Regions from separate parts of the Homo sapiens genome. Here regions 1, 2 and 4 are each linked to region 3. The links are chromatin contacts, found by Hi-C or POLR2A ChIA-PET in ENCODE. All regions are on one chromosome and are shown on one strand. The core of a region is the stretch at or near the end of the contact, and the rest is flanking DNA. Distances in the headings are between cores, read along the strand shown. Region 1 holds the start of UBAP1 (ubiquitin associated protein 1). Region 2 holds the start of DCAF12 (DDB1 and CUL4 associated factor 12). Region 3 holds the start of NFX1 (nuclear transcription factor, X-box binding 1). Region 4 holds the start of RIGI (RNA sensor RIG-I).

Region 1 (2,917 bases), core at 107-2,606, 890 kb before region 3:
GTAGCTGGGATTACAGGCGCCTGCCACCACGCCCGGCTGGCTTTTTAGTAGAGAAAGGGTTTCAACATGTTGGTCAGGCTGGTCTTGAACTCTTGACCTCGTGATCCGCCCGCCTCGGCCTCCCAAAGTGCTGGGATTTCAGACGTGAGCCACAGCGCCCGGCCAATACGGAAACTTTTAGTTTAGGTTGGGACATTAACTAGAAAGAACTATATATCACTAAAGACTAAGTATCTTGTTTTTCCCACCATCAAATCTGACAAAATTAAAAAGGAAAACATCCATCATATCTATTCAAATTCTCAAATGCTAATAACTGAAGAGACAAAGCACTAACGAGTAAAGTTAGAACAGAATATACGTAATACTTAACTAAATTACCAAATCTGGTTTCGCAACACTGCATGGTGACTAAAAGTAACAATTTTTTTTTCAGTTTAACATAAAACGTATTTTTATGCCCAACCATACTTTTAAGACGCTAGTCTGGAAACAATTACATTTGGCAACAAAGGTCAAAGATCACTGATATAGCTCAAATAAATGAACCTGACGTTCCACAAGAAAGACTGGGGCGGTTCCTGAGGCCCAGGTGGACTGTATAGGTAAGCCTCCACCCAAGAAACAAAAAAGGCGGATAAACATACCTGGAGAAGACCAGACAAGGCCAAAGATATCCCCAAAGATCACTCACCTCTGGTCTAGTCTCCACCTTTTCTCCCCAATCTCATTGCCTCAGGGAGAACTAAATCTACACCGCACGTCCCCAGCTCACCCTCAACTCCCCACCACTCACCTTCTTTACTAAAATCTGGGTCCCCCTCCCTGACATCCTCTAGTTCCCACCGAGTTCTCAGTCCAGCCCGATAGATGTCTACTATGCCTGTCTTCCAGTAGGGTATTAGTCTCCTTAATCCGAACTCATTTTTCCGCATCCCACTTCCCCTCCGCCCCTTCAACTCCGGTCCCCTCACTCCGACCCTTCTCCCAGAATCCTCCCCGAATCGCGGATCTCCGGCCACTTTTCCCTCCCACCTCCTAGCTCCGGCGCCCTTCACCTCGCTCGGCCCCCCATCCCGTTTCCCAGTCTCCCAGTACCAGCCCCCCTCCCCCAACTCCGCCCCTCTTCCCCCTCCCCCAGAGGGAGGCCCCCCTCACCTGAATGCCGCTGCTGCCGCCGTCTCAGAAGCCGAAAGGTGCTGGCACCGGCCGGCCTCCCAGGCTCGGTCCCCGCTGAGCTCCCGACAGCCCCTAGGGAGAGCGAACGCCACCACCTCCAACTCTGCCCGCTCCGGGCCAGGCCGTCACCGTAGCCACCGCCAGTGCCGCAGCCGCCATGTTGAAGTCCTACTTCCCTCCTCCTTCCCCTCACCGCCCCACTCATTTGGGCGTCTGACGTCATGGCGCCGCGCTCCACACGCCCGGACCAATGGGAGGAGCCGACGGTGACATAACTAATCTCTCTTCTAGCGAGGAGCTACTCCGGCAACATGGAGCATTGCAATTGGAATGAGTAAACCCTGCTGACCTAAGGGGGAAGGAGGAAAGGAGGGGGTCACTAAGAGTGTAAGACTTGGGTTTGGCGAGGCGGCCAAAGCGGGAAACCCAAGAGCCTTGAATCGCGAAGGTATGCCCAAAGAGTTAGCAGCGAGTCCTATTTGGGAATTAAGACATCTAGCTTCTGTTCAGGGTCAGCGACCTGGTACAACTCATACCCTTTCTGGACCTCACTTTTCCCATGTATAGAGGACTAAGTTGAAAGGTGACTTCTAGGCCGGGCGCAGTGGCTCACGCCTGTAACTCCAGCACTTTGAGAGGCCGAGGCAGGAGGGTCGCTTGAGCCCGGGAGGTCGAGGCTGCGGTAGCCGTGATCGCGCCACTGCACTCCAGGTGGGCAACGGAACGCGACTCTGTATCAAAAGAAAAAAAAACAAAGGTGACCTCTAAGTCTTCCTTCAATTCTGACATTCTATGGGTTTAAACCAGGTAATCCTATCCCAAGCCTTCACTGCCTTCTGTGGGGGTTTTTGTTGTTGTTGTTGTTTCTGTTTGGGGTGTTTTTTGTTTTTTTGAGACAGGGTCTCGCTCTGTCGCCTAGGCTGGAGTGCAGTGGCGCGATGTTGGCGCACTGCAACCCTGCAACCTCCACCTGTCGGGCTCAAGTGATCCTCCCACCTCAGCCTTCTGAGTAGCTTGGACTATAGCCACATGCCAACACGCCCGGATAATTTTTATTATTTTATATATATATATGGAGAGACGGGGTCTCACCATGTTGCCCAGGCTGGTGGTAAACTTCTGGGCTCAAGCCTCAGTCTCCCAAATTGCTGGGATTGTAGGCGTGAGCCATGGCGCTGGCCTTCTGTGTCTTTCTATGTCTGCTGGAATTAGGAGACAGAGAATTATTAATTGAATAAGATGACTCTTGAGCCCAGGAGTTCAAGACCAATTTAAGCAACATGAGACCCCCGTCTCTACAAAAAGTTTGGTAAAAATTAGGTGAGCCTGGGCAACATAGTGAGACCTTGTCTCTACAAAAACTCAAATTATCTGGGCGTGGTGGCATGTGCCTGTGGTCCTAACTATTCAGGAGGCTGAGATAGGAGGATCACTTGAGCCTGAGAGGTCGAGGCTACAGTGAGCCAGGATTGTGCTGGTGTACTCCAAACATGGGTGACAGAGCAAGATCTTGTCGCAATAAAATAAAATAAAATAAAATGACTAGGCACGATGGCTAACGCCTGTAATCCCAGCACTTTGGGAGGCCAAGATGGTCAGATCTCTTGAGCTCAGGAGTTTGAGACCAGCCTGGGCAACGTGGAGAATCTTCATCTCTAACAACAACAAAAAACAGTTGGGCATGGTGGTACACGACTGTAGTCCCAGCTATTGGGTTCTGCAAATGAGACCCTGTCTA
Region 2 (2,971 bases), core at 195-2,694, 840 kb before region 3:
TTGGCACTGACAGCCCAATCTGAGCCTAGAGATTCTCAAAGGATTCCAGACTCTTGCCCAGGGGCTCTTGGGTCATCCAGAGCATTGCGGGGCAAGACAGAATTAGAACAGACTCAAAAAAGAAAGCTGACCCACTCCTGACCCACTCACTATGTGCATATCTCTAAAGGGACAGGCCTGACCAAATAAGATGGAGCTGCCTTTCGCAAGACATTAGGGGTTAGTGGTAGTGCCGACTTGGGATGGCAGGAGACCCTGCTTCAATCTGGTCTTTGATTCGGCTTGGAAAACAAATCCAAATCTCCTTGTTGACAGAACTTGAGATGGTCCAACAGAGCTCCTTGGAGGTATGAGGCCTGAGGCCTGAAGCCTGAAGTGACCAGCAGGTAACTGGGCACCACAGCCTGAGGCCAATCAGCCCCAAGCAAGAGCATCCTGCTTCCTCAGAGGGTTTGTTTGCTTGAGGAAAGCGAAGGCTGGCAGTCATATTCCTTCAGGATCTTCCAAAAATGTTGGCAAGGGTGATCCTGATGAAGCCCCCTTGTTTGGAGGCCAATGCCAGCTCTAACTGGACTGGCAAGCCAAAAATGACCACTCTCTTTCCTGTAGTTCAGAATTCCCGACCTGCCCTAATGGAGACGCAACCTGAATCCAAGAGTGAGGCAGGCAGCTACAGATAAGTTTACAGCGTGATGACTACTTCATAAAGCACAAAAGACCATGTGGTTTAGATGGCAGGTCATGGAAATCTAAAGGGAATGGTGAAGTTGCACCGTAAGGGGAAGGTGACTGAGGAGCTGAAACTGACTGAGGGGCTGAAGCATTTCGGACAGGAGAAAGGATCAGGAGGAGACAGAGCGGAGAATGGAGCCTCAGGGCTACCCAGCGGTGGGAAGAGGGTAGCCAGAGACTCGTAGGGCGGCCTGGGTTGGTTGTGCTGGGCAGGTTCTCAGTGGTGGGAAAGTCTGGCCACACTGCCCTGACTTCCTGACTGGACTTCACCTCGAGGGTGGGAGCGGTTCCTGCCCCCCACCCCCCCACCCCCCTGTCCAGCCCTTGGAGCCAGGGCACGGTTTGTGACAGATTCAGGGAAACGTTTGGTGCCAGATGGGAGGTAACCGGGTTAAGGCCTGCACTAGGGAGGATTCCTTCCCCCAGCAGCACTGGTGGTCCTCACTTCCGGGTGCCTGCGGATAGGCGGGCTGGGGTCGGAGGTCGGCGGCCAGAAGCCAGATTCCCTTGGCCCCAGCTCGTCCACTTCCATCCAGCAGTAGCCAAACAACCGTTGAAAATGGCCTGGCGGCGGCCGGGAAACACCAGAGAACTATCTTCCAACCCCTAGATCCCGCCCATCTCGTTCCGGCGGTGTTTCCGTGGCGACGCTATCCGAAGTGCGGCTGCGCAAGGGTGACGGCGCGCGAGCAAGGGGGAGGGGGTGTTTTGGTTCTAGCCGCTCGCCGTCCTTGCAGGCTCTGCCGTCGGAAAGCCGCTCATTCTCGCTTCCCCTTCCCTTTCCCGGCTCAAGTCCTTCCTCTCTCTTTCCTTTCTTTCCGCCTATCTTTTTTCTGCTGCCGCTCCGGGTCCGGGCCATTTTCCGGGCCGGGCGCACTAAGGTGCGCGGCCCCGGGGCCCAGTATATGACCCGCCGTCCTGCTATCCTTCGCTTCCCCCGCCCCATGTGGCTGCGGGGCCGCGGCGGCGCTGCCCACTATGGCCCGGAAAGTAGTTAGCAGGAAGCGGAAAGCGCCCGCCTCGCCGGGAGCTGGGAGCGACGCTCAGGGCCCGCAGGTGAGGGTTGAGAGGCCGGCACCTGGGTGGTGAGGCTGAGGAACCAAGATGGGCTTAGGGTCCGCAGATCCTGCGACGGGAATCGGGGTCCAGGGTCTGCAGTCAGAGGCAAAACAGGAATGGGTTCAGGGCCTATAGGGTCAGGACTGGACCCTCGTTAACTGGAGGGCAGATAGGCCAGGGCGGTGAGGAGCCAAAGGGGAACTCAGGAATGGGACATAATCCGCGGGAGGCCTGCATTCGTGGATAGGGCTTGAAAAGAAACCAGAATCTTGGCTTTGGAGGAAGGGGAAACCGAAGTTAAGGGAATCGGAAACAAACTCTGGTAGAGTGAACTCTACCTTCCATGGGCCCTAGGAAGCTGGGATGATTGCGTCCCTCCTGGAAGAAGGAAGTAGTCTCCCTATATGTATACCCAACCCTGAGCTGGGCCTTTCGGCGTTTGGACCCCAAAAGAAACAACAGTTCCCAGGTATCATCTCTATGCCGCCCCCTTTGGAGGGGAAGGCCTTCTTGGACATAGATATGGCCTCTGATTTCCCGGGGGCCTACTACCCCGTTGGCGGTTGATTTTTCGAATTCTGCAACTGCCTGGAGCGCGGGCATGATGACAGAGGAACGGTCATTGATGATGCATCCCTGGAAGACCTGGGAGCCAGGTCTGGCTCCTTGGACTGTATCTTCCGTGCTCCAGTGGGAGTACAGACTGAGAGGGAGAAGGGGGCTGGGTAGAGATGCAGCCCATGTCGGTATGGGAATCACTCTACCTCTCATTTCCTTCAATCTTTCACTCCTAAAATGTCTAGTAAACCTTTTAGTCTGTTCTATTCTGCATTCATTCCCTTGACTTTCAGCCCTTGTAATTCACATTGGTAAGTTTGACTGTGAGCAACATCTTTTTAATGTTGGAAGAGTTAAACGACTTTCTGGATTGAGATTCTTGTTCTCTTGTGTTTGTATTTGTGTTGTTTGTAAATTCTGCAGTATGAGTTATGAGTTGGTGATTTCTGTAATACAGTAGGATCTGTTCTGAAGAAGAGTAGCCAAAGCCCTGATTTCTAATGTTGTTTCCACAGTTTGGCTGGGATCACTCGCTTCACAAAAGGAAAAGACTTCCTCCTGTGAAGAGATCCTTAGTATACTACTTGAAGAACCGGGAAGTCAGGCTACAGAATGAAACCAG
Region 3 (2,700 bases), core at 122-2,621:
CTGTCGCCCAGGCTGGAGTGCAGTGGCACGATCTTGGCTCACTGCAACTTCCGCCTCCAGGGTTCAAGCAATTCTCTTGCCTCAGCCTCCGGAGTAGCTGGGACTACAGGCGCGTGCCACCATGCCCAGCTAATTTTTTGTATTTTTAGTAGAGACGGGGTTTCACCGTGTTAGCCAGGATGGTCTCGATCTCCTGACCTCGTGATCCGTCCACCTCGGCCTCCCAAAGTGCTAGGATTACAGGCGTGAGCCACCACGCCCGGCCCTAACTTTTTAAACTAAGAACCATAGTAATAAATACATTTTACCTGCCACCCAGTATACAAATACATATATGGTCTTCTTGGTGCCCCAACGGCTGGTCAGGGACAGAGCTGAGATTCAAACCAATGGTTTCCAAACTCCATTCTGCAAACTGCTGCCCTGTTTTCCAGAGTGGGCCATAAAATCAAATGAAGGCAGTGGGCTGTGACATATTTTTAAACGAAACAGAAAACAGAATATATTGCTGATTGTAAAACAAACCAACCAACCTCACTGCTTCCAGAAACTTCTGGTTCGCTTTTATATTTATGTAAGTGTACAATATTTAAGGTCGCGATGCAAAATGTTTCTTTTGGTTGCTGTCCAACACATTTGGAAAACACTGATCTATGGAACACCCTGAGGAAATGGATGTTATATCAACGAACAAATGAGGCTGTCTCTACACACTGAGGCAACTCCAGGAGGGGGAGTGAGTGAACAATTACAGAATAGGTACAGTACAGGGCGGGAGCCATCACAGGAATTAACTTATCTACTCCCAACTGACAGATGAGGAGACTGAGACTGAGTCACACGGGGTTCGCAGCAGGCTGAGACTCTAAACTACTGGAATTCGGCTCGCGCCCACGCCACCACTCCAGGCGGTATGAGCACACCACACCCTACACGTCAAGAGCCCGCCACCGTCACTGGCTGTGACCTGGCCGACGCCCGCCTGTCGAAGGTCAGTGCGCCGCTGCCCCAGAAACAGCCTGTGGGAAGGCAGGGCACCCACATCGACTCGCAGCGCCGGGACAAGTCCTCTCTCCTCCGAAACCCAGCTACTGGGCTTCACCATCTAGTCCAAGAAGACACAGATCTTCGTACGCACGATGCGCGGGGCTTGGCCCTTCCGAGCCACTATCCTACGCCCTAGCATGTGCTACTCTCGCGATATGAGTGGCTGAGGCCCTAGAACTTCGTCACTGACCCAATTTCCGCTCCCTGAAAGGGGCCCAGTCCCGCTCGGGCCGGGACAATACCTGAGACAGGAGGCGCCTCCGCCATCCCGTGCCGCAGAACCTAGATCGAGCTGTACAGCCAAGTCAGCACTGTCACCAGGTCACGTGCCCCGGACTTCCGGCGCCGCGAGAATATTCGCATCTGCGCGCCGTGTAGACGGCCACAGAGGTTGCGCAGCCCGAATCTGTGTGGCGCGTTCGTGACGTCAGATAGACGCGCCAGGTGTCGGGCGGGAGGAGGAGACTAGTAGCTGGATGGAAATAGCAACAATCGCAGGAGGGAGGGCGGCGACTTGCGTAATCATTGTGGTTTTCCTTTTTTTATTTTTTGATATAGGGTCTTGCTGCCTTACCCAGGCTTGAGTGCAGTGGTCTGATCATGGCTCACTATAGCTTCAGTCTCTAATCCTCCCGCCTCAGCCTTCCGGTAGCTGGAACTACAGGCGGAGCCACCATGCGCAGCTATTTTTAGTAGAGACGGGTTTCGCCATGTTGCCCAGGCTAGTCTCTCCAACTCCTGGCCTCAAGCGATCCTGCCGCTTTGGCCTCCTAAAGTGCTTGGCTTACAGGCGAGCCACCACGCCTGGCTCCAGACTTTTTTTTTTTTTTTTTTTTTTACAAAGGCGTTTATTCTCATCAGTATCACCGATATTCTCATGGTTCACATTTGCCAACGCCGCTCCTCTCCTTACAGTAGTTAAATGTGCAATCTCACTTGGGGGCCCAGGGAGGGGTGGGGGCTCGGCCCAGGGTGGGGAGGGCGTTGGCACTTCACGTGGACAGGGTGGGCAGCCTGTCCTGCGTGAAAGAGGTGTGGGTGAGTGGGCGGCCAGGGAAGGGGAGTTGGCAGGGGAGGGCCCCGCAGTCTTTTTTTCTTTGGTGGTTGGTGATTCTCCATTCAGATTCCTTCCTGGCTTCCCAGGGTAGGGGAACCATGCAGCTCAGGGCAGGGCAGGGGAGGAAGAGAAGGAAAAAGCAGCAGGCCGCCCGGGGGGAAAGGTGGAGGGTGAACGGCAGGGCAAGGGGGAACGGGTGGCTCCTGAGGTAAGGCACAACCCTGTCTTTGGCTTTCCTGGTGAGGAGTTTCCTCCCCTGCACCCCCTGCCCGACGCTTCTCCCCACCCCCCCACCCCCCAGACCCACACACAGTCCCAGGAGCCAGGGGGCACCACCTCCTGGGGTCCCTGAAACAAGTGGGCTCTGCCACCCAAGCCAGTGCCGCAGGGGCTCGAGGAGGGACACCCGAGGAAAAGGCAGAGAGGGGCAGGCAGGGGCCTACCCAGGACAAGGGGGTGGGGGTGAGAAGACCCTAGGCCCAGGAGCTGGGCCCCCCGCCCCAACTAAGTCCTGGAAGTGGGGGAGCACCTGCTTCCTTTCGGGGGTCTGGCTGGAGCCCCGGTCTGCCCCTTGGCCTCCGTCAGGCCCAGCCACT
Region 4 (2,700 bases), core at 39-2,538, 760 kb after region 3:
AATCTCAAATAGCTAATATCTTCACAGTGAAAAACAAATTTGGAGAACTTAGTAGTACTTGATTTTGAGACTTAGTTGAAATCTAAAGTAACCTAGAGACAATGGTATTGTCAAAGTAGTAGGAAGTAGAATATAACAAGAGTCAGAAATAGACACATATACATTCAATGGACTTGGTTTTTTTACAAAGGTCCCAAGGCTATCCAATGCCAAAAGGAAAAGTTTTCAACAAACGGTGCTGAAACAATTAGAAATATGGAAAAAGTGAACCTGGACCCCCCATCTCACGCCACAACAAAATTATTTTGAGATAGTAATAGACCCAGAAGTAAAGGCTAAAAATATAAATCTAAAAGGAAACAATATTTTCATGACCTTGGGGTAGGCAAAGATTTATTAAAGAGGACACAAAAAACAACAAACAGAAGAAAAACCTGAAAATTGCATCAATATAAGTGTCTGCTCCTCAAAAGACACCTTTAAGAAAATGAAATGGTAAGCCACAGACTGGAAGAAGATATTTCGAATACATATATTTAACAATTTTGTATCCTGAATAAATAACTCCTGTAAATCCATAAACCAAAAAACTCCAAAGTCAGGCAAAAGATTGGAGCAGATGCTTCACAAAAGATATATGAATGACCCAGTAAGCACATGCAAATGTGCCCACCATTAATTATATGGGAAATTAAAATTAAAACCACAATAATATACCATTTCACACCGACCAAGATGGAAGTTAAAATTAAAAAAAAAAAAGAAAGGCTGACCAATGTGTCTATCTACTGGAGCTCTCCTACTGCGGGTGGGAATGTAAACTGGATGTAATCAGTCATTTTGGACAACAGGTGGCGGTTTCCTATAAAGCTAAACATAGACTTACCCTGGCACCCAGCCGACGTGGGAGAACTGGGTACACAGGTGTACACTTTACAAAACTCATCGAATTGCACACTCAGATTGTGTGCATTTTACTGTGTCTAAACGTTAGCGCTATAAAAGCAAAACAAAATATAAGATCATAAAAATAAAAGCAATTCCTAGGGGTCCTCTCCGTTCCCGGGCTTCCTCGGTGCGGAGGGAAACGAAACTAGCCCGAGGCAAAACAGCCTCCGCGAACCCCGCCCGCCGCTAGTTGCACTTTCGATTTTCCCTTTAGTTATTAAAGTTCCTATGCAGCTCCGCCTCGCGTCCGGCCTCATTTCCTCGGAAAATCCCTGCTTTCCCCGCTCGCCACGCCCTCCTCCTACCCGGCTTTAAAGCTAGTGAGGCACAGCCTGCGGGGAACGTAGCTAGCTGCAAGCAGAGGCCGGCATGACCACCGAGCAGCGACGCAGCCTGCAAGCCTTCCAGGATTATATCCGGAAGACCCTGGACCCTACCTACATCCTGAGCTACATGGCCCCCTGGTTTAGGGAGGGTGAGTGTCTCCAGCGGCGCCTTCTCGGCGGAAAACAATTGAGGACTTGTTTTTCTCTTGCTTCGTTCCCTTCTTTTAATCAATGCAGAGAGCCTGCCAGACTCCCCAGGTTTGTGGTAAGATCTCCGCAGCATTTTAGGCTAGAGGTTGCCAGAGTTTGAGGAGCCCTCGGAGGCCTAGGTGGGGAAACTGAGTTCCAGCGAGGTGAAGTGACTTGCTTAAGGGTGCTCATCTATTTAGGTTCAAAGCTGGGGAAGAAATTTTGTTTCATTTATTTTCACTAATATTAAAGTCTACTGTGTGCTTGGCTGGGTACTGACAGAGATTGAGAAATAAGATAAGGGCTCTTCCTTAGTATACATTACAGTCCAAGGGATGGGACACAAAGGGCAGATAATTACAGTACTGAGCACAAAGTGCGGTCTGAGCTTAAAGGAAGTTGATGCTTACTCTGCCGAATCTTATTTGCACGCCTAAAGAAGTGGAAGCTGGAGAGGAGCCGGACTTTTCCAGACCGAATAGCTTTAGGCTTTAATACAGGTGTTTCCATCTAACTTCGGAGACAGGTGATCCTGGGTAATGACCATTTTGTAAATTTGTATCGAATTACTTTGTGCTGGAGATGAGCAGAGGCTTCTGGGAAAGAGGTGAAAGGAGGTGGTACTTAAAAGATATCGATGAGGCCGGGCGTGGTCCCTCACGCTGTAATCCCAGCTGTAGAGCACCCGATGCTGTTGCTGTTCGGGGTGCCACTATGTAACCCGCACGGACCTAGGGGACTGAACAAAGAGGGGCGAACGCGGGAATAAAAGACAAGAGACAAAAGAGTATATCTGGAAGAAGGGGTCAGGGGGCACCTTGCCTCTAGTGGACAAGGGCCCTGAGCTTTACACAGCCCTTCTTATTAGGCAAAAGAGATAGCGAGAAGGGGAGGTGCTTGTTGGCTGGCTGCTTGATTCACAGCAGGCTTGCAAGACTGCATTCTTTGAACAATAGGTGCTAGATTTCTCAATAAATAATTTCAAGGAGCCTGGCGCCAGGGAGTGAGGCGCTCAGCAAACCATTTGGTGGCAAGGCAGTGTGAGTTTGCCCAGGTGCTGCATTCATGATAAACAGTTTGCTGTTTGATCATATAGCCTCCAGCGGAATGCTGAGTTGGTCACATCCCAAGGGCCTTCGGCTCCCTGCAGCCAGCACTTTGGGAGGCCTAGGCGGGTGGATCACAAGGTCAGGAGTTCGAGACCAGCTTGGCCAATATGGTGAAACCCCGTCTCTAC

Evidence for each region. Hi-C counts contacts between places; a loop is a spot of excess contacts on that map. ChIA-PET counts read pairs that join two places held with the same protein, here RNA polymerase II (POLR2A). Pooled maps may share reads with other maps.
Region 1: a loop to region 3 is called in a pooled map, with 13 times the contacts of the local background. The contact joins the promoter of UBAP1 here to the promoter of NFX1 in region 3. A Hi-C loop is called at or near these places in 9 of 50 pooled maps. POLR2A ChIA-PET finds 5 or more read pairs at or near these places in 3 of 52 experiments (WTC11, activated CD4-positive, alpha-beta T cell and activated CD4-positive, alpha-beta memory T cell).
Region 2: a map of CD8-positive, alpha-beta T cell shows a loop between it and region 3 (7-fold over the local background). The contact joins the promoter of DCAF12 here to the promoter of NFX1 in region 3. A Hi-C loop is called at or near these places in 1 of 168 maps with a recorded cell type or tissue (CD8-positive, alpha-beta T cell) and 9 of 50 pooled maps. POLR2A ChIA-PET finds 5 or more read pairs at or near these places in 1 of 52 experiments (Panc1).
Region 4: a pooled map shows a loop between it and region 3 (7-fold over the local background). The contact joins the promoter of RIGI here to the promoter of NFX1 in region 3. A Hi-C loop is called at or near these places in 5 of 50 pooled maps.

The regions. Positions count from the first base shown.
Region 1 is chr9:34,177,482-34,180,398 of GRCh38, reverse strand. It overlaps UBAP1 (ubiquitin associated protein 1), which reads right to left and starts at 1,356. Exons shown (of 7, transcript NM_016525.5): 1 at 1,159-1,356. RefSeq lists enhancers at 1-391, 392-1,348, 1,114-1,543, 1,349-2,307.
Region 2 is chr9:34,125,171-34,128,141 of GRCh38, reverse strand. It overlaps DCAF12 (DDB1 and CUL4 associated factor 12), which reads left to right and starts at 1,444. Exons shown (of 9, transcript NM_015397.4): 1 at 1,444-1,788; 2 at 2,865-2,971. The coding sequence starts at 1,711. RefSeq lists a silencer at 1,710-1,759 and an enhancer at 1,194-1,895.
Region 3 is chr9:33,289,187-33,291,886 of GRCh38, reverse strand. It overlaps NFX1 (nuclear transcription factor, X-box binding 1), which reads right to left and starts at 1,371. Exons shown (of 24, transcript NM_002504.6): 1 at 1,290-1,371. The coding sequence starts at 1,314. It also overlaps the pseudogene LOC100862682. RefSeq lists enhancers at 1,096-1,145, 127-1,326, 1,296-1,345, 1,356-1,775, 2,481-2,700.
Region 4 is chr9:32,524,784-32,527,483 of GRCh38, reverse strand. It overlaps RIGI (RNA sensor RIG-I), which reads left to right and starts at 1,288. Exons shown (of 18, transcript NM_014314.4): 1 at 1,288-1,423. The coding sequence starts at 1,318. RefSeq lists an enhancer at 1,138-1,387.